2 separate regions of the Homo sapiens genome follow, and region 1 is linked to region 2. A link is a loop called in an ENCODE intact Hi-C map of the cell type or tissue named here. Cell type or tissue: mammary epithelial cell. All regions are shown on one strand. Each heading gives the region's core, and the rest is flanking DNA. Links, peaks and the distances in the headings are about the cores only.

Evidence for each region. Peaks named below come from ENCODE experiments on the same cell type or tissue, not always from the same donor. Only the 100,000 strongest peaks of a DNase experiment are listed, where the experiment ranks them.
Region 1: it touches region 2 in a loop (7-fold over the local background); 2 of 110 quality-filtered maps call a loop at or near these places.

The regions. Positions count from the first base shown.
Region 1 is chr12:45,410,947-45,422,415 of GRCh38, forward strand. It overlaps ANO6 (anoctamin 6), which reads left to right. Exons shown (of 20, transcript NM_001025356.3): 17 at 5,753-5,958; 18 at 10,125-10,327. The region is part of intron 5 of LOC105369743 (a long non-coding RNA gene); the gene reads right to left. Among named protein-coding and RNA genes, the nearest start is that of ANO6, 200 kb to the left of the region's middle. In mammary epithelial cell, for the core only: no CTCF peak of the experiment used is centred there; a DNase peak (open chromatin) is centred at 4,615; H3K27ac peaks cover 1,030 bases.
Region 2 is chr12:45,262,075-45,273,543 of GRCh38, forward strand. All of the region lies in intron 1 of ANO6 (anoctamin 6), which reads left to right. Among named protein-coding and RNA genes, the nearest start is that of ANO6, 52 kb to the left of the region's middle. In mammary epithelial cell, for the core only: a CTCF peak has its summit at 7,211 (motif pointing right); a DNase peak (open chromatin) is centred at 7,087; H3K4me3 peaks cover 211 bases; H3K27ac peaks cover 2,821 bases.

The DNA of each region.
Region 1 (11,469 bases), core at 1,381-9,380, 150 kb after region 2:
TTGTGACCAGGTTTTATTAAGGGTGTAGCTGCAGTACATATGTAGAAGCTGTCCTTAGTTAGTTATTATTCTGCTGATTTTCAGAAGGACTGTAAGACAATTACCTGTTGTTCAAAAATGAGTCATAATTGTAAATATTTCTTATTGGAACTATTAACAGCATTTTTAAAAATCCTGGGGCAGAATGTCATTTATTATTTTTAAAAAGTTATTTTTCTGTAGTTGATTAGTCAAATAAATGACATCAGAAGGGAAAGTTATATGGTCATGTGCTTTGGGGAGAAGTTGATAGGACTTTTAGAGTTTCATAGGCTCTTTAAAATAGTTATCAACCAAATAATTCTGCCTCATCCTGCCCTACAAGAAAGTATAGAATAACAGCTGTTATAGACAGATTTTTAGGTTTATTAGGTTGTTTTCCTGTTATCTAAATAGTATCTAATGACTTAGAAAACTTGATTTCTGAATTTCTGGGAGTAGGCAGTCTGTCACTGTGTGGGCAACAGGAGAGTGAAATCTGTGTTTTGTCCTTCTAGTCTGTGAGAGACATAATTTCCAAGTGCCTTTTGAATTGTTTTCATTTCCCTAGAAATAAACATTGAGTGCCTTTGGTATTGGTCTCACCACCACACAGTCCCCTCCTTCCCATTTCCCCATATTCCTTAACAACACCACCATCTACCTTTTAAATTGTGGCTCTAACTGCTTAAGGGAAACATCTTCCGGAAAGCAAGCCTCCAGGCTTGCTTGGCCTTGCACCCAGGCTCAACTCTCTTTCCTTCTTTCCTACCTGACAAGTCCTGCTGAGCCTCAGCTGGGCCCCTGAACTTTTCAGACAGCTTTGCTGCTCTTTTCTTCTAGGTGTTAGCAGCACCTGCTGCCTGCCGTGGTGGTATACGCTCTGTGCCTGCCTCTCTCCCCATTGCACCGAGCCCGATGGAGGCAGCTACTGCGTCCTCTGCTAGAGCGCCAGTGCCTGGAACCTTATACTCATAAACATTTAAGCAACTTGAACTTGGAGCTCCAACACACATATAAAACTGTTAGTTGATTTCACATTAACATCCTTCACCCACTTCTCACCAAGTTCTGTATGACCTGTTTGAGTGAAACGTTTTTTATTTAGTGAATTTCCCACCATCCTTTGAGATTATTGGAGTAACTCTGAGCTGTTAACCCAAATTGCTTCTCTAAGAGTGTTCCTGACTCCAAGTACACAGACACAGAACATAATAAACGTAGTTGTCTGTATTCAAACCTGGAAGCCATAAATACTGTTTTGTACTCAGTAATGTACTGCAGACACAGGTGTCCTGAGAACTTGATGAGGCCTTCCTGGTGGGCAAGTGCCATAAACAGAGTGCACTGAAGTGATGAGTGGGCCCTGTTTGTCTCTGGCACTGCCTCTTCCACCCTTGCCGTGGTACCTTGATCTCACTTTCATCTGTCTCCAAGTTAATTTTTTAAAATCTGCTAAAACAATGACCTTCATATATGATTTTCTCCATGTAATGAAGATCAGCTATTCTTCAGCAGCTCCTCGTACCCCTTTCTTTTTCTTCCTCCTATGCTGAACCCACCGATGCCTCTGCTGCACTCTCCAGGACTCAGGCCTTCTTCCCTTCATGCTCTCATCTCTGCTTGGTTCGAGCCCATCACCTGCCATGAAGTCTCCTAACCTTTGCAGGATGAGCTTTCCAAAAGGGCAACTAGGTAATTGGGAGGATTTGCAGTCCTCCAGCTCTTCATTTGTTCATTCATTCATTCACTCATTCATCCATTAAACATTTATTAAGCACTTGCTGTGCCAAACACTCTCAGTTGCTGGGGATACCAGGGCACTTGGTCCCTCCCCTCACGGAGCTCAGCGCTTGGTGCATGGTTAAGGAGAATGCTAATCAGACTTCCTTGAGCAGGTGATATTTGAACTGGATTTTGAAGGGTGAATGGAAGTTAGTTATCTAAAGTATGGTGAAGAGAATGGACATTTTGTGTGGAGAGGTGGACATATTTAAAAGTACAATAGCTTGATCAAAGAATGGCAAGTGAACAAAGGACTCACAGGTGGGAATATCAGGTAGGCAGGGGCCATATCATGATGGGTCTGGTGTGCTTAGCCTGAGGACTTGAACTTTATTCTTAAAGAAATTAGGATCCACTGGAATATTTGTAAACAAGATAACTGCATAACATTTATGTGGAATAAGATCAATCACGCAGCAGAATGGAAGATAATATTTTGGATGAGATTCGTGGTGGGAGGGAGATGATTTAGGAGGCTACAGCAGGTAACCCAGACAACAAGTGATAGGTGCCTAAATAGTGGGCATAGGAGTAGAGAGAGGGAGATGGATTTGGTAAGTGTTAAAGCGGTGAATTGCATAGCAGATGAGGAATAAAATTAAGATAACTTCCAGGAGACCATATATGCAGGGCAGAACATAAGGAGAGGAGCTGTTCTCTAGGAAATGCCTAAGTGTTGGATATTTTTAGCATGAAAACATCTGAAAGGCAATGTCCATTAGAAAGTTGGACACAACAGTCAGGAGCTCAGAGGAGCCATGGGTGAGGCCACGAGGGTGAATCAGGCATGCCTAGCAGGAATATCAAGAGAGATGGACAGAGAATTGATGATGAGGCCCGGGGGTAAAGGGACATTTGAAGAGTGAAGAGTGAGGGAGGCTCACAAAGAAAAAGAAGAGCAGAGCAGTGGGAAGAAGTCTAGCAGAGTTGTGTCAACACAGAGAAGGCTTGGGAGATGATAACGTTGCTTCAGAGGAATTTGGACATGATGGAAAAGGGGCATAATGGGAAATACAGAGGGGGAAGAAAGGAAGAGCCAGCACCTACACAAGTCCTAATTGCTAGACCTGGGTTGGGAAGTGGAAGCAGTGCTATAGCTAGGTAGGGCTTTTTTAGTTTTTTTGTTTTTCAATATATATTTTGACTTTTTAAAACTAAGTAAAAAAGAAATCAAGGGGAAACAAATATTCCACAGCAGGGGGACTGTTTGACCATGTCACATAAATCTTGGCCGTACATTTCTTATGGCCATGTTACAAGAAATCACAAAAATCAGGACTGAAAAGGAACATCAGCTTATGAACATGCAGCCACTGGCAAAGTTAGCAAGAGTAGGTCCAGTGCAGTGGTGAGGGTCTCAGCAGGATGCGGGGCTTCAGGGAGTAGTTACTCTACCACTTGTTGTGAAGGTGGACACTTCCTTCAGAAAACTCAACTGTAACATGTAGAAGCAAGCAGAGAAAGCATTAGAGAGCAGTATAGGATTATGAAAAAGTTGCAGGCAAGGGTTGTTTTTTTTTCAGTGGGTGTTTTGCGTTGACTTTTTGTTGTTGTTATTCTTGGTTTCAAAAGTTGCTTATAAAATTTTTCTCACTTGAATATCAGAACAAATTATATGGGCTTTTTCTGGTGTTTTATTTTTAATATAATATTTTTAATCCATCTGGAATTTATTTTGGTGTCAGAAGTGATGGCCCCATACCAATTTTTCCCATGACTTAGCTAGCTGTGTCAATACTTGCATCCACTGCTTCAAAGTATCACTTTATAATATATAAAAACCCATGAATATTTGCATCTCCTCTTAAAATTCACCCTGGTTAATTCATACTATCTATTCATATACTAGTTCTAAACTGTTTCAATTACCATAGCATTATAATACACTCAATATCTCCCAGAGCTATCCCATTTTATTTTTTCACAATGTTCCCAATACTGTCTATGCAAACATCCCTGTTCATTATTTTACCTGTTTATATTTCTTGAAGAACTTTAGTATCACTTTTCAGCTTTTCTTTTCTTTCTTTGAAAGACAGGGTCTCGCCCTGTTGCCCAGGCTGGAGTGCAGTGGCACAATCCCGGCTCACTGCAACCTCCGCCTCCTCATCTAAAGCAATCCTCCCACCTCATCCTCCTGGGTAGCTGAGACTACAGGCTCGTACCACCATGCCCAGCTAATTTTTGTATTTTTTGTAGAGACAGGGTATGTTGCCTAGGCTGGTCTCAAACTCCTGGGCTCAAATAATCCTCCCGCCTCAGCCTCCCAAAGTGCTGGGATTACAGAGATTAGCTGCCATGCCTGGCTGACCTGTCAGCTTTTTTTTCTTAAATCCATTTGGGATTACTAACAGAATTTACATTAGAATTCTAAATTATTTTGTGGAAAAAAAATTTGATATGTCCCTGAATTCAAGTTTGCCCAATCAAGAGTTTGGCACATCCTACCACTCATTCATTCATCATTATTTGTTTTTTCTTAAGTCAATTATCATAGTGGTCTTAGTTTTCTCATTAATTTATTTCTAAATAGTTTATGCTTTTGTTGTCATTATAAATGGTATCTTTTCTCTTTTGGATTTTTAACAAGGTTTACTGATAACATAATCCTAATCTCTGGCTTCTCTTGAACAATCAGGAGATCTGGCAACATGGAGCCCTCATTCCAACATGGCAACTATGAGCTGTCCCTTTCCATAGGACACACGCTTGCTAGTTTACCACAGTTGACGGGCTGACTCCACACATGGCTATTACTTGCATGCCCTGCGGGCTGATGAGTTATTTAGGGTTGGGTGAGTCATAGGGAAGTTGACATCACTGCTTATTGCTGCTGCTCATGACTCTGTAGCATCACCAACTCTGGTCCTTGCCTGGCTGACTTCTCTGCATGAGTGTTCCTGCCTGGCCTGTGGGACTTACTGGATCCTTCTAGCCCTGTCTGCTCTTCTGCAACATGCCCTTTGGCTCTCTGACCAGAAGCAAATGCCAGCTCTGCTTGCCTCGCCACACCCTCCACAGCCTTGCCCTTCCTGACAGAGTCATCCCTGCCCCTTGTCTGAGCATGAGGCCTAATGGAACTCTATGTTTTCCTCCCATCCACAGTTTTAGTTACATATCTGTAGATGTTTCCTCTGAAGGTCTGCCAGTTAGGAGGGCAGGGTCTAAAACTTGAGGATATTTTCTTACTTCTTCCTCTCCGTGGTATCACTTACCCCAAAATCTCTGCTGCCCCATTTTTAATAAGGCCGTGTCAATTACAAACAAGGAGAAAAGAACTTCTAAGCCACCACTCAAATTTTGACTTATTATGACCACAAGGACTGCAACTAACTTCAAGATTCTTAAGGAAGGATATTATAATTTATTAAGACACTTTTATCACATATATTTCTGTGATTTCTATTACTGTCAAATTCTCTGAATGCACTGCATTTGCATTTGCAGACTCAGGGGAGCTCACTCATTTGCTTGTTCTCAGCATATTTCTTCTAACGTTCTCTAAGTATAGCCTTCCCATGGGTCCATTTCTTTTTGTCTTTAACTTGTTAGATAATGCCACAATATTTCTTTTTTCTTAAAAAAAAAATCCTAAACCACAAATCTTCTTTCAACATTCTATTTCAACACTGAGAATGAATAATATGCTTATGATGTCTCAAGTTTATTACCAGCGAATAATTCTGGTTGACTAAAGATGTCTAAATATATTGTTCCTATTAAGTGTATACATGTGAAAGAAACAGGCTATAATTAATCTTCTTTCCAGAGATTTTATATTTGTGTTTTGTTTGAATTCTTTCACTGTTGAACACTAAATTATTATTTACCACAGATGTGTTTTCTCTCTGGGATTTAGTTCGTTTGCCTTTCTCTTTCAAGAGTAAAGGAAAATATGTTGTCCTTCCATCCACCACCACTCCATGATGTGTGTCCATTCCATTGACAGTTATTCAGTTTGGGTTCGTCACCTTATTTGTGGCCTCTTTTCCACTGGCCCCTCTGTTGGCTCTCGTGAACAATATATTGGAAATAAGAGTGGACGCATGGAAACTGACCACCCAGTTTAGACGCCTGGTACCAGAGAAAGCCCAAGACATTGGAGCATGGCAGCCCATCATGCAAGGAATAGCAATTCTGGCTGTGGTGACCAATGTGAGTAGACCTAAGCTTTACAGAGTAAAGACCTTGAAGATGCATTAGATTTGCTACCTAAGGAATCAAATGTTTAGTGTTTTTTAAAATGAGAGGAAGATGCTAAGTCTGTCATCCACATAAATGATATAGTTGCTATATATAACCACTTGTTAAATGTATTTTCATTTTGTATATAATTATTTTTAACTGTCAAGACCTCCTATACAGGTACTGTTATTGCTCATTTGCTAAAGTTTTTATTCAGTATGAAATATGGTAATGATAAGAAGTACTAACACTTTTAATCCTCACATAACTATAAAAGGAGTTATCAGAAAATGTTTTTTTTATAATGTGGGTAGAAATCTGTTCATTTAGAGTTTGAGGGCCCTAAAATAAGATCATTCTACCATATTTTACTACTACATATTCCAAAGCATCACCCTAAAATATTGACTCTGATGGTGAAGTATAAACACTTTGTGCACTCCTAATTACCTTCCTTGACTCCAGAGCAGCAGCTCTTAAAGGAGGAAGGTGGGTGGGTTTCATCACCCTTCCCACCCCACCCTTAGGTCTTTGCTCACCATGCTTTGGTCATTGGCTGAAGCAGCCTCATGCCCTGTATGTATCCCAGCTGTGAGGGGACAGAACTCAGTTGTTTACAGCCTGTATTCATTGATTATGGGCCATCTGAACAGTGTCATTTTTATGTACAGGCACACAGGAAGTTCTCAGGCAATGCAATTTTCATGCCAGCCCATTAGAGGACCACCTTCCCAAGAAGTATCCCAAAACTAGGGCCATTTCCTCCCATATTTCACTGACAGTCTCACTCCCAGGTGAACCTCCCTAACAAAGTGATTCCCCAGTTTTGTTTTCTTAAGCCACATCTTCCCTGAGTCCCCAGCCAAAACAACAGAAGTTGGCAGTGCCTGTAGTTTAGGCTCTGGATGAGGGAAGTTACTGAGCACTGTAGGCTCTAGAGTCAGGTAGACCCGAACTCCACTTCCCAGCACTGTAGCTCTGAGCTGCATGATCTTGAGCCAGGCCTTACCACTCCAGAGCCCTATTTTATTATTTGTAAAATTATTAATTCCCTACCACATATCATAAGAATAGTACATACCAACCACAGTGTTAGGGAATTCATTGAGTTAATGCATGAAGCCTCGTTTCTATTGAATGTTAGCTGCTGTTATTTTATCATCTTCATTACTCATCATTGTTATTAACAGTAACGCTGTGAGGACTCTGACAGGTACCCCAATTGGAGGCACAGGAATTCCAAAAGCAACCACTGTCTGGACAATGGTTACAGTTTTATACAATAAAACAAGTTATCTGGAACCTAGCTGTCATCCCTACCCCAGAACCGTACATTTATCTGAATTGCATGCTATCTGTACTATTTGGAGAAAGTTGCAAATCGCACACAAAAACCAACTACTGGGGTATGTCAGTTTCCTTTCACCCAGGTACCCCACACCTTCAACATCTACTGTGCTGCAAAATGAAGACTGCTGTTTAGAAAAATGGCAGTGAGGCCTTTCAAGTTCCTCAGTCATAAAACAATGAACATGACAGCACGTTCAATATGCTCTAGTACACTAAGCTGGACAAGAACATGGACTTGTGTGCTTTAAGAAAATTTTCAGCAACAAAGTTTGAAACTAAAAGGGTTTTTATTTTACCTTCAACTAACCAGAAAATTCAGTTGACTCAAACTCTCCCTATTCCTCAAGCATTCTAGATTGATTGTATTAGGTACCTTTTCCCAGCATCCATGCCATGGCTCTACTCCATGAGCACAGATGGAGGATTGGCTGTTTCCAAGGCGACTCAGTGTGTGTATGTGTACAGACATTCACTCTGGCTAATTGGTGCTATTGGTTCTTATCCAATAATGGCTTTTTCTTATCACTTAACCTAGGAAAACTGCTTATTAGATTTGTGACATTGATTAAACTATGGGCAATCCCTTTTTCCATATTAGGATTTGTTATACTTCCAAGATGGCAGTTATACATCCACATACATAGACATCTATGTTTATATGTGTGCTTGTGCAAGCATTAAATGTGTGTCTTATTCCCTCAAACACCCAGTGTGTATCTCACAACCTACTGTCTACAAAAAGAGAATAACCACCAGGATGAGAGTGGGCATCAAGCAGGAATTTGGTATAAAATCATTCATTTTAAAGCTGCTGGTTCAATAAATAAGCTGAATTGACATTGTTGTATCATGCCAGAGCATCTGTTATTGAAGACCAATTTTAATTTATTTTTATATAAATGGAAAACTGTGTGCAGAACAGCATGGGAAATGAAACACACTGCATTTATTTGTGCTCTTGCAGCATGTCTCTCAGAGCAGCTCAATTCAGGAAGAAAAGTATCTTGTCAGAAGACAATAGAATTATCTTCCTTGTTGGAATTTTTTGTAGCTTCTGATGCACATCTGCCAGTGATTCTATAAAAAGATATAGTTGAGTTAAATGATAATAGCAAAATTTAATCTATTGAAATCTGAGGGAAAAAAGGTAAAATATTCGTGTGGCTCCCCAGTACTGACAGGCAGAAACACACTCATATGTATATGTACATTTTTCACATCAGAGGAAATGACAAAGCTGGTTCTAGTGAGGGAAATTTTGTAATAGAAAAGCCCCCTAATTGTTTTTTCTTGCTTTGCCTGAGATTTGGTTTGTGGTCTCACTATGCCTAAACCATATGTTCAGATGAATACTATTAAAAATCATGTTAAGCCAAAAACATGTCTACTTTTCTGCTTCATCAATGACAATCATTTAGCTGTTTTATTCACATAGAATTTGGTTTAAAGTAAAAATCCTTTCTCCTTCCTTCCAACCAGTTTTACACACTGGAGAGTTTAAAGCCCAAATTAAAGAATTTTAGAGAAAATTCATATAATTCAGAATAGCTTTACCTCCTAATAGATGTCTCTCTGATACACAGGTTTATGATTGGCCCATATTTACTCCTTTTATCTAGGAACATACTAAATTTTCTGTATGTTGTTGTTCAACTTATAATTTTCATAACTTCATCCACTTAATCTTTTTGAAGTTTAGAGACTTAGATACTAGATCAGACTAAACAGACATTATTGTTTGACTATGAATGGGACAACCCCAATATAATTCTACTACCCAAATTTTGTTAAAATTAATAAATGCTCACACTCTATAATGAAGCAACAAACATAACCATGTACTGAGAGTTTAAAACAAATCAGGTCATGGTTTGACTTGTGTAAACAAGTCATAATACTATACAGGAAAAAAGTGAACTTAGAGGTCATTATTTAAATTTAGATCAAGGAAAACATGCAGTTTACCTTCTGTGTTTATGAAAAGAGCTAAATCAATTATATAAAGCTCAATTATTTTCATAATGTTGACTCTGATTACATGTGCAAGTCTTCTAGGCTGAGATCAGTGGCTCGTACCTATAATCCCAGCACTTGGAGAGGCTGAGAGGATTGCTTGAGGCCAGGAGTTCCAGACTAGGCTAGACAACATAGTAAGACCCTATCTCTACAAAAAATGTTTAAAGATTAGCCAGGCATGGTGGAGTGTACCTGTAATTCTAGCTACTCAGGAGGATCACTTGAACCAAGGAGTTCGAGGTTACAGTGAGCTGTGATCATGCCAGTGCACTCCAGCCTGGGCAACAGAGCAAGATCTTATCTCACTATCTGCATATATTTTGCAGTTAAGAAAAAATTAAGATTTCTGAATCTTTAAAAAAAATTGACACGATGAAAATAGTAATTCTGGCATATTTGTTAACCTGACCTATACAAACTATAACTTCGGCCAGGTGCAGTGGCTCACGCCTGTAATCCCAGCACTTTGGGAGGCTGAGGTGGGCAGATCACCTGAGACCAGGAGTTCGAGACCAGGAGTTCAAGACCAGCCTGGCCAACATGACAAAACCCTGTCTCTACTAAAAGTACAAAAATTAGCCAGGCGTGGTGGCACGTGCCTGTAATCCCAGCTACTCAGGAGGCTGAGGCAGGAGAATTTTTTGAACCCAAGAGGTGGAGGTTGCAGTGAGCCGAGATCGTGCCATGCAGCCTGGGCAGCAAGAGCGAGACTCCGTCTCAAAAACAAAAAACTATAACTTCATTTTCGCTTTGTTTTTCTCCCAAAATAGGCCATGATCATAGCTTTCACGTCGGACATGATCCCCCGCCTAGTGTACTACTGGTCCTTCTCCGTCCCTCCCTACGGGGACCACACTTCCTACACCATGGAAGGGTACATCAACAACACTCTCTCCATCTTCAAAGTCGCAGACTTCAAAAACAAAAGCAAGGGAAACCCGTACTCTGACCTGGGTAACCATACCACATGCAGGCAAGTTCTGCTTTACTTGTTTAAAAATGCACTTCATCTTTAAAAGGGTTTTTCTTGTGACTTAATTCTGTTTGGTGTCATTTTTAAAATTTTTATTTCTTTATAACTTCAGGATCAATCAGGTGCTTTGGTGTCATTTAAATCAAGCTGCTAGAGACATTTTTTCCCCATAGCTTTCTCTTGAGTGAAACTCAGAAAATGTATATATATGTATATTTATTAAAAAGTTAATGAAGACTAGGGGTAAAACTTTCAGACCAGGGGTAAAACTTTCAGACCAAACCATAAAGATTTAAAGTTGAGAGTTTCAAACGATTACAGGGAGATTGATTCCAAAGAAAAGTCATAGAAATAGAGAAACTTCAAGAGGTCCAAGAACCAAGATAATTCAGTTGTTAATACTATTGTGTTATTCAAGCACAATCTGAAGATATTGAATGATGGCAAACTAGCACCTCACATAACAGGGACATACAAAGATAAGAGATGTGAAATCTCAGCTGAACAGTATTATCTAAAAATATTCCAAAGTTCTCTGCATCGATTTTAATGGCTGGTGAGTTCAACAGTGGACAGTATGTACCAGGTAAATTACCAATTGATAAAGTTTGTGAACTGTAGGTCATCAACCTTTTTTCCTGGACCATAGAGTTTTACCTAAAATAGGAGGCTTTAAAGTTTATTTAGTCCAACTCCTCAAAGCCTTCACTAACTCAGATTCTCAATGATGCAACCAGGAAACCAGAAATAAGCCCAAAATAAATGTTTGTGTTACACCTAGTGGAGCCTCTTTACAATTCTGCATCAAATCTGCTTATTCTTACTTTCCACAATTCTAATCAGAAATTAAACTCTTCTAGGTTTAATAGCTTACAGGCATAAAATTAGAGATGTCCTACCTGAGGAAGATACACTAACAGCAGTTAACACTTGATATCTGACAACAAAGAATTAGGTAAAAAATTATAACAAGCAGATAGCACTCTGTATGAGGAGAGAGAGTCCCATAGCTGAGTGAACCCTGATGATACCATTATATAAATAAATTTATAAATATGATCCCCAAAACAGGAATTGTTTTGAGAAAACAGGGATAAATGTTGGGAGAACAAATTTAAAACTTTAGTTCTTTTATAAAGATG
Region 2 (11,469 bases), core at 2,407-10,406:
ACATATTATATGTGAGCCATTGTAGAAATTTTGGGAAATACAGAAAACTGCAAATAAAACAAAAATCACCCCAACACTACCCCTCAAAGATAAACCACCATGAATATTTTAGTATGCTGCTTTCCCGCCTTTTAAAAAAATGCAAATGTAGTTTTATATGGTTTAGACCTATGGTATCCTGCCTTTTCACTTAACTTGCCTCATAAGCACTCTCTGTTTATCTCTTTTATTGGGTTAAAGTATACATAACATAAAATTAACCATTTTAACCATTTTTAAGTGTACAATTCAGTGGCATTAAGTATATTCAGTGTTGTGCAATCACCACCACTATCCATTTCCAGAGCTTTTTTTTTTTTCTTTTTTGAGACGGAGTTTCGCTCTTGTTGCCCAGGCTGGAGTGCAATGGCGCGATCTCTGGCTCACCGCAATCTCCGCCTCCTGGCTTCAAGCAATTCTCTTGCCTCAGCCTCCCGAGCAGCTGGGATTACAGGTGTGTGCCACCACACCTGGCTAATTTTGTATTTTTAGTAGAGACAGGGTTTCTCCATGTTGGTCAGGGTGGTCTCAAACTCCCAACCTCAGGTGATCTGCCCGGCTCGGCCTCCCAGAGTGCTGGGATTACAGGCGTGAGCCACTGCGCCCGGCTTTCCAGAGCTTTTCATCATCAGCACTCCCTATATTTAAGAAGGCTTCACAAACCACATTTAATGGCTGAATAACATTCCATCACATAAAATTTACTTAAAGGTGTTTTCCAGAAGACATTCAACAGATATTTAGTTTGTGCTTATTATAAACTATACTTTGTGGCGAAAGTAGTGAACAAAACATGGCTTTTGTCCTTCAGGACCTGTTGGAGGAAATGGCCAATTAGTAGGCAGGTTGAGTCCTGTAGAGGGGCAAGTACATGGTCTATGGGATCATGTAGGAGGGGAACTTAACTTGAGGTATAATTTGCATAATCATTCCTTGATTGTTGCAGATCTAGCATGCATCAGATTTTTTTGCTGTTATAAATAATATTGAGAGAGATTTGTAGGTATAAATATTTGTCTATATTTCACATTATTTTGTGAAGTTCTTGAGAAGTGAAATTACTGGGGCACGCATTCTAACAGGGGCCGGTACAAGATGTTCTATTTTTTATCTTGAGAGACAGAGTCTTTCTCTGTCACCCAGGCTGGAGTACAGTGGTGCGATCACTGCAACTTTGAATTCCTGGGCTCAAGTGATTCTCTCACCTCAGCCTCCTGAATAGCTGGGACTACAACCATCATGCCTGGCCTGGCCTTTTTTTTTTTTTTTTTTTTTTCCTGGAGAGATGGGATCTCATTTTGTTGCCTGGGTTGGTCTTAAACTCCTGGCCTCAAGCATTCTTCTCACCTTGGCCTTCTAAAATGCTGGGATCACAGTCGTGAGCTGCCCTGCCTGTCCTAAAATGTCCTTTTAGGACACTAATAATTGTTACCTACTGTGCTATTCTCAAGGTTAGGAGCTGCACCAAGGATTTCCATTGCCTGTTTCACCTTAAACCTCTCCTAACTTTTTATAGATGTGTGTACAACTTGCCTCTGGCAGGATTACATGAAGAATGGGGGCTGAGAAGTGAGTGTATCCAACTGGGAAGAGCCAAGGAGGGTCAGAGGCAAAGGGATTGTGGCTGAGGCTGAGGTTATGTGGCAGGTAACATGCACACCATCCAGGTGTTTGTACTCATTTCAGAGGCCTTGGTTTGACAAATGCTTTAGGGCTGTGTTCACTGTGCGTGCTGACAGCTTGGCTCCCTTCTGTGAAATTTCATTCTTGTGAACTTCAAGTCACTGAAATAAAAGTAGCCTATTTTTTCCCCTTTAAACGTATCTGTTCATCGTCTAAACAAACTCCCAGTCTGTTATCAGAGCTGGAGGAGACCTTTGGATATCATATCATCTTCCCTGTTCAAACTAAACCTAAAGATTCTAAGACTTAGAAAAGTTAAGGAACATTCGGAAGGAAACCGAGGAAACCAGCTTGGTGGGTGTAATGAGGGGTTATAGCTCATATCTCTTGATTTAGCTGCTGGTCACCCCATTACCTGCTGCATGTTGTCTTCAGGCTTTATTCTCTCCTTAAAGGAATTTTTTCTTCTTCCCACATCTTGATTCCTGATTTTGTGCTCTGCTCTTTCCTTCTAAGATGTGTTATTCGAGTGTTGAATACATGTATGTCTTGGCTAATGCCTGTGAACTGGAAATTATGCTGATAAGTTTGCATTCCTTATCCTACTCTGTCCTTGGCCTACTAATTGGTTTGACAGTTGATTGTTCTCTTCATCTTGGCCTCTTTGTTTCTTGGAAAGTTTCTGTTGACTCTGGTAAAAGTAATCAGTTATGTCTTATTTAGTCCCTTTGGATAATTTTTTGGGGGGTTGGCTTTTATTAATTTTAAGAAGTAATACACCCACCATTGATATAGTAAGTGTGGCAACCTGTCATGGACCAAAGAGTAAAGTTTTAAAATAGATGATTAATATTGAGAGTAGGAATAGCACAGACATCTGAAACATTAATTTTACCAATGGTTAGTTGGTGAAACCTGACTGTGGATACATACATATTTATGTAAATACAAAAAATTTTTTGTGGTACAGTAAATCTTGCTTCTAAGATCAAATATACAAAAAAAGTTAGCATTGTTTTGTATTAGACAAAGTGCTATTATCTTCAGTTGAACTTCATATCTGTATCATGACACTAAATATAAGACCTTGGGTCCCTGATAATAAGAATTAGAGAAAGGAACGTACAAAGCCAACACACCAAATTTGGTCTGAGGCTGTGAGCTCCAATATCAAGTGGTAATTGTGCAGTTGGAAAAATCCTGTAGCTTATATTCTCAACAATTTCTGATCATCAGAGTTTCAGAAACAATTCAGAGTTATCAGGCTCTGTCATTTATGAGTGAAAGGAGCAATTCCTCATTGACTGTAAGTCTTTTATGTTGGCAATTCCATTCTTAAATTAAGGCATTGGCATTTTCATTATGAAAATGGTTTTCCTGGATTTATAGCTGAGTCCATTAATTTTGTGTTTCAAAACTGATTGGCATTAATCTGTATAGTGACTTTTATATAAAAGCAACGTAAAGTTGATTTTGTAGTCTCGATTTTAAAGATCATTTCAGACATCTCTTCCTCCCGTGTTGGATCTACTGTATTGAAATACGAAGTTATGGAGAACTAAGGAATAAATATAGCACACTCCATTTCCAAAAAGACAGATGGCCTTACCATTCTGTGTAAGGGACTTGAGGAGACCCTGAAGTGACCTATATACCCTGGCTCCACACCTCACATTTGTTCTTGCTCATTTTCTTCTATATCTTGCAGTGTGGAATGATAATAATAAATGATAATGATAGCAGTTATGTCTTGAGTGCTTACTGTCAGACCTCGTGTTATGTACCTTACCATCCTTATTCCATTTAATATTCACAGCAGCCCTATGAACAGAGGTAGTATGATGCCTATTTTACAGATTAGGAAGCTGAGACTTTACCCAGCTGATCATCCAGTTAACCTTCCCGATTCTTGTCATTTCTCTACCACCTCCAGTCCATTCTGCACATCACTGCTGGCCCCATCATGTGCTTTTCTCCTTCAGAAACACCTTCGTAGACTCTATACTGTGTAGGGATAAAGCGCAAACCTCAGTGTACCTGCAGGTTGGCTCCAACTTTTTAAATCTTATGTCCTGCAACTTCCTTACAAAAATCCTGCAGTATAGACCTACCCTAACATGAGCATGCTGTGTGTTCACCTGTTTCCCTGCCCCAGCTGGCAGATGCCTACTATTTGCCAGGCACTGTTAGGATCTTAGGGACACAGTTCTTGCCTTCAGAACAATATACTCAAGGATAAGGCAGACCTGAACATAAATCACTTCTCCTTAGCTTTTATTTCTAATCCCAGATTGGCTTAGACCCTATATCCTTGGTGAAACTTCCCCTGGCCATTCAAGGCAAAAGTGATTCCACCTTCCTCTGAATGTCTGTAGCCTGAACTGCCTGTACCACATATTTATCTTTGGGTTGTGATCTTTTCAGTTGTCTGCATCTTAACCCACTTACAAATCTTTGCAAGTTAAAGACTATAGGTTTATAGGTTAAGCCTTTATAGCTTAAAGATTCTATAGGCAAAGTCTGTGGTTCTATGTCATTGATCTCTAAACTCCAGTTTTTAAAAATATTCATAAATTTGTAAAAATCTATAAGATTTTATAAAGAAATTTTAGCCCTGGATTACCATACTTTTAAAAATATATTGCATTGTGGTCTGAGACCGTATGTATTAAAGTATAAAAGATTAGGTTGGCACATAAATATGGCATATCATTTGTTTTTCCATACTTGTTTTAAACATTGGTGCCAAGTCTTTTTTTAAAAAATTGAATTAATATTACTGTGACACTTTCCCTTTTCTTAGTTATCAGCCTTTTGACTATAAGCCAAGCTTTTAAAAGTCACTAATAAAATATATGAGGCTTAGCCTGGTAATATAGTGAGACCTCATCTCTACAAAAACGTTAAAAAATTAGCTGAGCGTGGTAGCATGCACTTGTAGTTCGAGCTACTTGAAAGGCTGAGGCAGGAGGATTGCTTGATCCCAGGAAGTGGAGGTTGCCGTGAGCCAAGATTGTGCCACTGCCCTCCAGCCTGGGTGACAGAACAAGACCCTGTCTCAAAAAACAAGTGTGTGTGTGTGTGTGTGTGTGTGTGTGTGTGTGTGTATAATATGGCTCTAGTTCTTTGAGTTATGGGGTTTGTTAAAAATGACGAAGTGGGAAACCCATTCAGGTCCCAGCTTGAGCCACTTAACAGGGTGAACATGATTTAGTCAGTAACTCCTGTTTCTTCACAAAGCAGATGAGGCCATCAGCATCACGGTGGACATAGTGGGCTTTTCACCTGTTGAAGACTCTTGTGGGTGACTGTATCCATGTTGTGCTATTTGAATTGAATCATCCATCTATTTATCTGTTATATTAGTTTGCTGGGGCTGCCATGACAGAATACTTTAGACTGGGTTGTTAAACAACAGACACTTATTTTCTCACAGTTCTGGAGGCTAGGAAGTCCAAGGTCAAGGTGTCAATACATTTGGTTTCTCCTGAGGCTTGCTAACGACCACCTTTTCTGTGCCCTCACATGGTCTTTCCTCTGTGGGCATGCACTCTGGTATCTTTCTGTGTCCAAATTTCTTCCTCTTTTAAGGACACCAGTCTGATTGGATTAGGGCACACTCTCACACTCTCATTTTCAACTTAATCACCTCTTTAAAGACCCTGTCTTTTCCAAATCCAGTCACATTTTGAGGTACTTTGGGTTAGGGCTTCCACATCTGATTTTTGGGGAGTTATGATTCCATAACATCTATTTAAAATAGCACTTACTAGCCAGGCATGGTGGCTCACGCCTATAATCCCAGCACTTTGGGAGGCCGAGGCGGGTGGATCACTTGAGGGTCAGGAGTTTGAGACCAGCCTGGCCAGTGTGGTGAAACCCCGTCTCTACTAAAAATATAAAAATTAGCCAGGCATGGTGGCGGGCACCTGTAATCCCAGCTACTCGGGAGGCTGAGGCAGGAGAATCGCTTGAACCAGGGAGGTGGAGGTTACAGTGAGCTGAGAACATGCCAGTGTGCTCCAGTCTGGGCAACAGAGCAAGACTCCCATCTCAAAAAAAATAGCACTTACTTGTTGTAAATTATGTATGAAGAGGCTAGCATAAAGAAGAAACCGGAAATAGCCCTCCACTTATTTAGTGCCTATTATTAAAAGGGGAAGGGTACAGGTATATGAAAAGATAAGTCAAAACTGTATTGAAGGGTATAAAAGAAAAATAACTCTCTCTCCCAACCCTCTCCTATTTTAGGAAACTTCTTTAAAATCATTTACACAAATGTTTAAAAAGGCCAGGTGCATTTTTTAATGTATTAGTGTGTCAGAGAGAGTACAGATATCTCTATATCTGCACACAGATTAGGCTTTTAAATAACTACATAGTATTCCATTGTGTATGTACTATAATTTACCTAATCACCTATTAACAGGCGTGTAGATTGTTTCCAGTTCCCCCACTACTCCATTACAAACAGTAGTGCTGGATTCCTTTTACAAACCCAGGTCTGGGCACAGTGGCTCATGCCTGTAATCCCAGCACTTTGGGAAGCCAAGGCAGGCAGATCACTTGAGGTTAGGATTCCAAGACCAGCCTGGCCAACATGGTGAAACCCCATCTCTACAAAAATACAAAAATTAGCCAGGTGTGGTGGTACATGCCTGTAATCCCAGCTACTCGAGAGCCTGAGGCAGGAGAATTGCTTGGACCTGGTAGGTGGAGGTTGCAGTGAGCTGAAATTGCACCGCTGCATTCCAGTCTGGGTGACAGAGTGAGACCCTGTCTCAAAAATTAAATAAATAAATAAATAAAATACATACATACATACTTAACCAGGATGAAAAAAATAATGAAGAGCTACCTAAGAAGAATAACTGGGCTCTGATCTTGGTGAAAACCATCTTTGTTTTTCACCTTCCTGTTTATTGGTCTTTACAAGAGTTGTTGTGAAAGGCATTTCATTCTTTCCTGTCCTCCAGTACCTGACCACATGCCAATACCTCTTCTTCCTGCAATAATAGGAAGGGAAAGGGCTTTCCTTGGCAACATTAGGTCATAGTCCTCCCCAGGAAGAAAGGTCTGTCTGGATCATTAACGGGCATAGACTATTTTTAGCTAAGGAAAACAATTTTTCTTGTAAGAATTGCTATTTCCGTGCTCAGGGCAGCACATGCATCCTTTCTGGCTGCTTCCACCCATTGGCAAGGGGCCAGCTCTCTAATGGAATGTGAGCAGTCTTACTGCTAATCAAGATTTATGGTGGAGACCAGGACGCCTGGCCGCTCATTGGATTTGCAGACCCTCCAAGCTAACAGCGGCAGCCTTGAGATTAAGTGCAATGCAGAGGCTCTGGTGCTGTTCCCAGGCCCTCCCTTCTTCTCTGGGGCCAGCTTCTTAGCCACAGGTATCATCTGGCATTATTTTATAAGCTGTGCCATAGTGCAGATGTTCTTTTCTGAGGAATTACTTTCATTTCTGACTCATTTCAGGAAATGAGACAGTCTATCAGAGGTATTCTTCATTTCCAGACCCCTGGAGAGTTCATTTTCACCTGGGATTTCTAACCACATGGGGGCAGTGCTTTATTTACCCAGATGTGAGAAATAACAGTAATGAATAGTCTTCTTCTAAGGCAGCCCTTACTTCCCTGCAGAATCCAGTGTGAAGGCCCAGAGGTAGCTTATGCCCTTATTAGTGTAAATATTTCTGAGGCTTTGGTTTTGTGATGCTTGTGGACATGCTGTGTGTATGGGCTTTGGTGCAGGAAAAACATAATTTAGCAACAGATTTAAAAGGTAGTCTGGAGTGTTTCTAATTACTGTTTGTTTAGTTCACCATTGCCTAATAAGTGGATTTAAGTAACCTCGGGGGTAGGGAATGTAATGTTCATATTACAGTCAACCATGCAAATCAATTTCTAACTAAGTATTGCAGAGAACACACCGTGGAGCCATTTTATAGAAGTATTCCATTGAATCTTAAATTTAGACCTGAGAGCATTTTGGATTGGGCATTTCCCACTGGTTGATGCACACAGCCATGTGTGGTACAGTCCCGTTTAAGATCCTTCGGTGGCCTTTGGCATTTAGTTTTCTTGTTAATTCAATGTAGTTTTCTTTTTAATTTTCCCATCCTTCATTGACCATAATAGGGAACTGAAGTATTAAGAGGGCCCAGAACAGTAGTTGTCAACCTTGGTTGTAGCTTGGCATCATTCTGGGAACTTTGAAATTACTGATGCCTGAGGCCACCTCCAGAGATCTGGTTTAATTATTGGAATGCAGCCTCCACTGGGATTTCTAAAAGCTCCCAGAAGATGTTATTGTGCACCAGGGGTAGTGAACCACAGACCTGAGATGTCAGGGTCCTGAGAGCTCATCTCATCCAGTGGTTCTCAGCCCTGGCTGCAGATTAGCATCATCTGGAGAGCTCATGAAAGAAGCACTGAGGTCCCACCACCTGAAACGACCTTTCAGAGGAAGGAGCCATTCTTTTTAGAAGGTGCTCAGGTGATTTTGATGCACAGCAAGAGTTAAGGTTAACTGACATCTTAGCCATCCCATGTTATAGATAAGGAAAATGAGAGCAAAAATGGTCAAATGGCTTGTACGAGGTCAGGTCCTTGTTGTTACAGAGGCAGGTCTGATGCCGCCTCCTGCTCTGTCTGCAGCCTAACACCATCCCTTATATTGGCCTGTTGTATTTATTGATGCCTCCTCATCCTTCAGGTGATGTTCCTGCCTCCAGGAGGCCTTTTCTGACTCCTCATACTCACCTCCCATCCAGCCTGGGTAAGATCCCCTTCCTTTGTATTTGAACAGCATCCTTCCTTCTTTTTCCCCTCCGACTGTCAGTTCCGGGAGAACAGGCCTGTCTTTCCTGTTATTTCTGTAACAGTAGTGGGGTTTCAGATAATATTTGTTGAATTGAAGTTCTGTAACTTTTTATTCCTCAGTCCACATGGATTGCTGAAAATAATCCATTCCTATATGCATGCTTCAGAAAAGAACTTCAGAAAGCAAAAGTTATTTTTTTTTTGAGACAGTCTCACTCCGTCACCCATGCTGGAGTGCAGTGGTGCAATCTCAGCTCACTGCAACCTCTGCTTCCCAAGTAGCTGGAATTACAGGTGCATGCCACCACACCCAGCTAATTTTTGTATTTTTAGTAGAGACAGGGTTTTGCTATGTTGACCTGGCTGGTCTTGAACTCCTGACCTCAAGTGATCCACCCACCTCGGCCTCCCAAAGTGTGGGGATTACAGGTGTGGGCCACCATGCCCGGCTGCAAAAGTTATTTCTTACCTGTCTATGGCTCACTGTACTATGGGCCAGGATCTTAAAAGCAAGAAGGACTTCCCACCCTGCCTTCCAGGAGAGAGAGTTTTAGCAAAAAATGTTTGGCAAGGATATTTTGATGACAAAATAATGAAAACAAGATTTCAGTGACCTTACATGTTACTCAAGCTATGTACAACATCCAGGGACCTTCGAATAACATACAAATGTATATGGCATAACAAAAGGGAGTATTGTGGCATTACCTAACAACAAAAAGTTGTCTGAAGTAAATGATGCTATTTTATAAATATACATTTTAAGGACTGAATTATTATTTGGTGCAAAAGTAAATGATGCTATTTATAAAAATACATTTTAAGGACTGATTATTTGATGCAAAAGTAAAAGTAATTGTCATTACTTTTAATAGCAAAAAGTACAATTACTTTTGCACCAATCTATAATATTTTAAAGCAGCCACATTCTGTTAGTATAGCTGAATTAAATCCTTTGGCTTCTTTGGATTAATATGTTTTGTCTTTTCAAATGATTTTTAAAAACTCTATCTTCTGTCATTGCAGTGTACTTAGGATCATCCTTGGCCAATGTTCTATTTTTACTGGAAAAGTATTTTCAGATTTGCACTATTTACATTTACCCTTGTAGCTGTACCAGAGACTTTTCTGTAAAAGCAAGATCACAGCTAGTATCTGCTTAGCCTACAAGTGGCCAGGAAGCTCACTGCTGAGATGCTGAAAAGTAATAATTTTCTTGGGTGAAAAATACATAGTTAAAATTTTTTGGAACTAAAACTGCAAACTGGGCCTCGTTGTAGAGTAGACCCCAAGATGTTAAGATGGTGCAAACAGGACAGAATAATAATTGAAATGTGAAGAACCTCTTTGAAATCCTAAGTCTTCATACTTTCATGCATTATTTTTAAGAGCCTTCATATTGGAGAGCAAATGGTAATGTGGCAGTGTGGAAGTAAAGTCACCATATATCATGGAAAATCTTCCTAAAACAAATATTCTTGAAACTTTCAAGATAAAGCAAATCAATTTAGTTGGAGGTAAATATAAAACGTTTTTATATTAAATAACTTTTATTGTTTAAAGATGCAAATTTTTTGTGAAGATAAAACATGAAGATTTGAAGAACCACCTTTTTGGGTTTTTTTTTCTTTTCTTTTTTTTTTGCTGCTATGTAGGTGAAAAATTTAACAAAAACTACTAATGAGTAACCAACTTCTATCACACAAACTTCAGAGGCTCAGCAGTGCATTCTGGAAGTGAAGAGAAGGGTCAGGAGAGAAAAAAGGGTTTTTTAAATATGTAAGACTGCATTTTCAGTGTTTTCATCTATGTCCTGTCATCAAACTTTTATAACTACCCTGCAAATTAGGATTTATTCTGACCAGATTTTTACATTTACCTGTTCACTAGAGAGAGGAGCCAAAATTTAAATCCAAGTAAGTCTGATGTCCTTGTGTTTTTACACTGAATATGGCCTCTCATGTCATAAGAAGAGAGAATTCTCCAGAAGAGACATTATTAACTATGAGCGTTTACCATGCTGGTGGAAGAGGGCTGGCTTTAGCTTCCCTTAGAGTTCTTAATAAACACAAATAAGTTGATGAGAAAAAGTGTTGGCAGTGGTATGGAAAAAAGGGAATCCTTGTAAACCATTGGGAATATAAATTGCATAACCATTATGGAAAACAGTATGAAGATTCTAAAAACAAAAATCAAAAATAGAACTACCACATGATCCTGCAGTCCCACTTCTGAGTATATACCCAAAGGGAATGATCTTAGTATCTTGAAGAGACATTCACACTTTTGTGTTCATTGCAGCATAATTCACAATAGTCAAGATATGGAAACAACCTAAGTATCCATTGATGGATGAATGGATAAAGAAATTTTGGTCCATATATACAGTGGAATGTTATTCAGCCTTAAAAAAGAAGGAAATCCTGCCATTTGTGACAACATGGATGAACCTGGGAGATGTTATGCTAAGTGAAATAAGCCAGACACAGAAAGACAAATACTGTTTGACCTCACTTACATGTGAAATCTAAAACAGTCATAAAACCAGAGAATAGAACAGTGATTGCCGGGGGGCTGGGGGAAATGAGACATGTTGGTCAAAGGGTACAGAGTTTAAGTTAAAGAGGACTAAGTTCTGGGGATCTAATGTACAGTATGAATGGTGATGGAGTGTGTTAATTTGATTGTGGTAATTGTTACACAGTGTATATCAAATCACATTGTACACCTTGAATATATTCAATCTTTGTCAATTAAATATTTTAAAATGGAAGAAAGGATGGCCAATTTTGATCAAAAGTCATATAGTCAGATAGAATTTTGTGATCTGACTCCCAGAAACTACACATTTGATTTGGGGAAGGCAGCCAAGCAAAATAGTTGATAATTTGCTCTTTTCGTTTGATTCCTAGGTTTGAGAATCTTGGCTTTCCTACCTACTAGCTGTGTGATTTTGGGCAAGTCACTTAACCTCT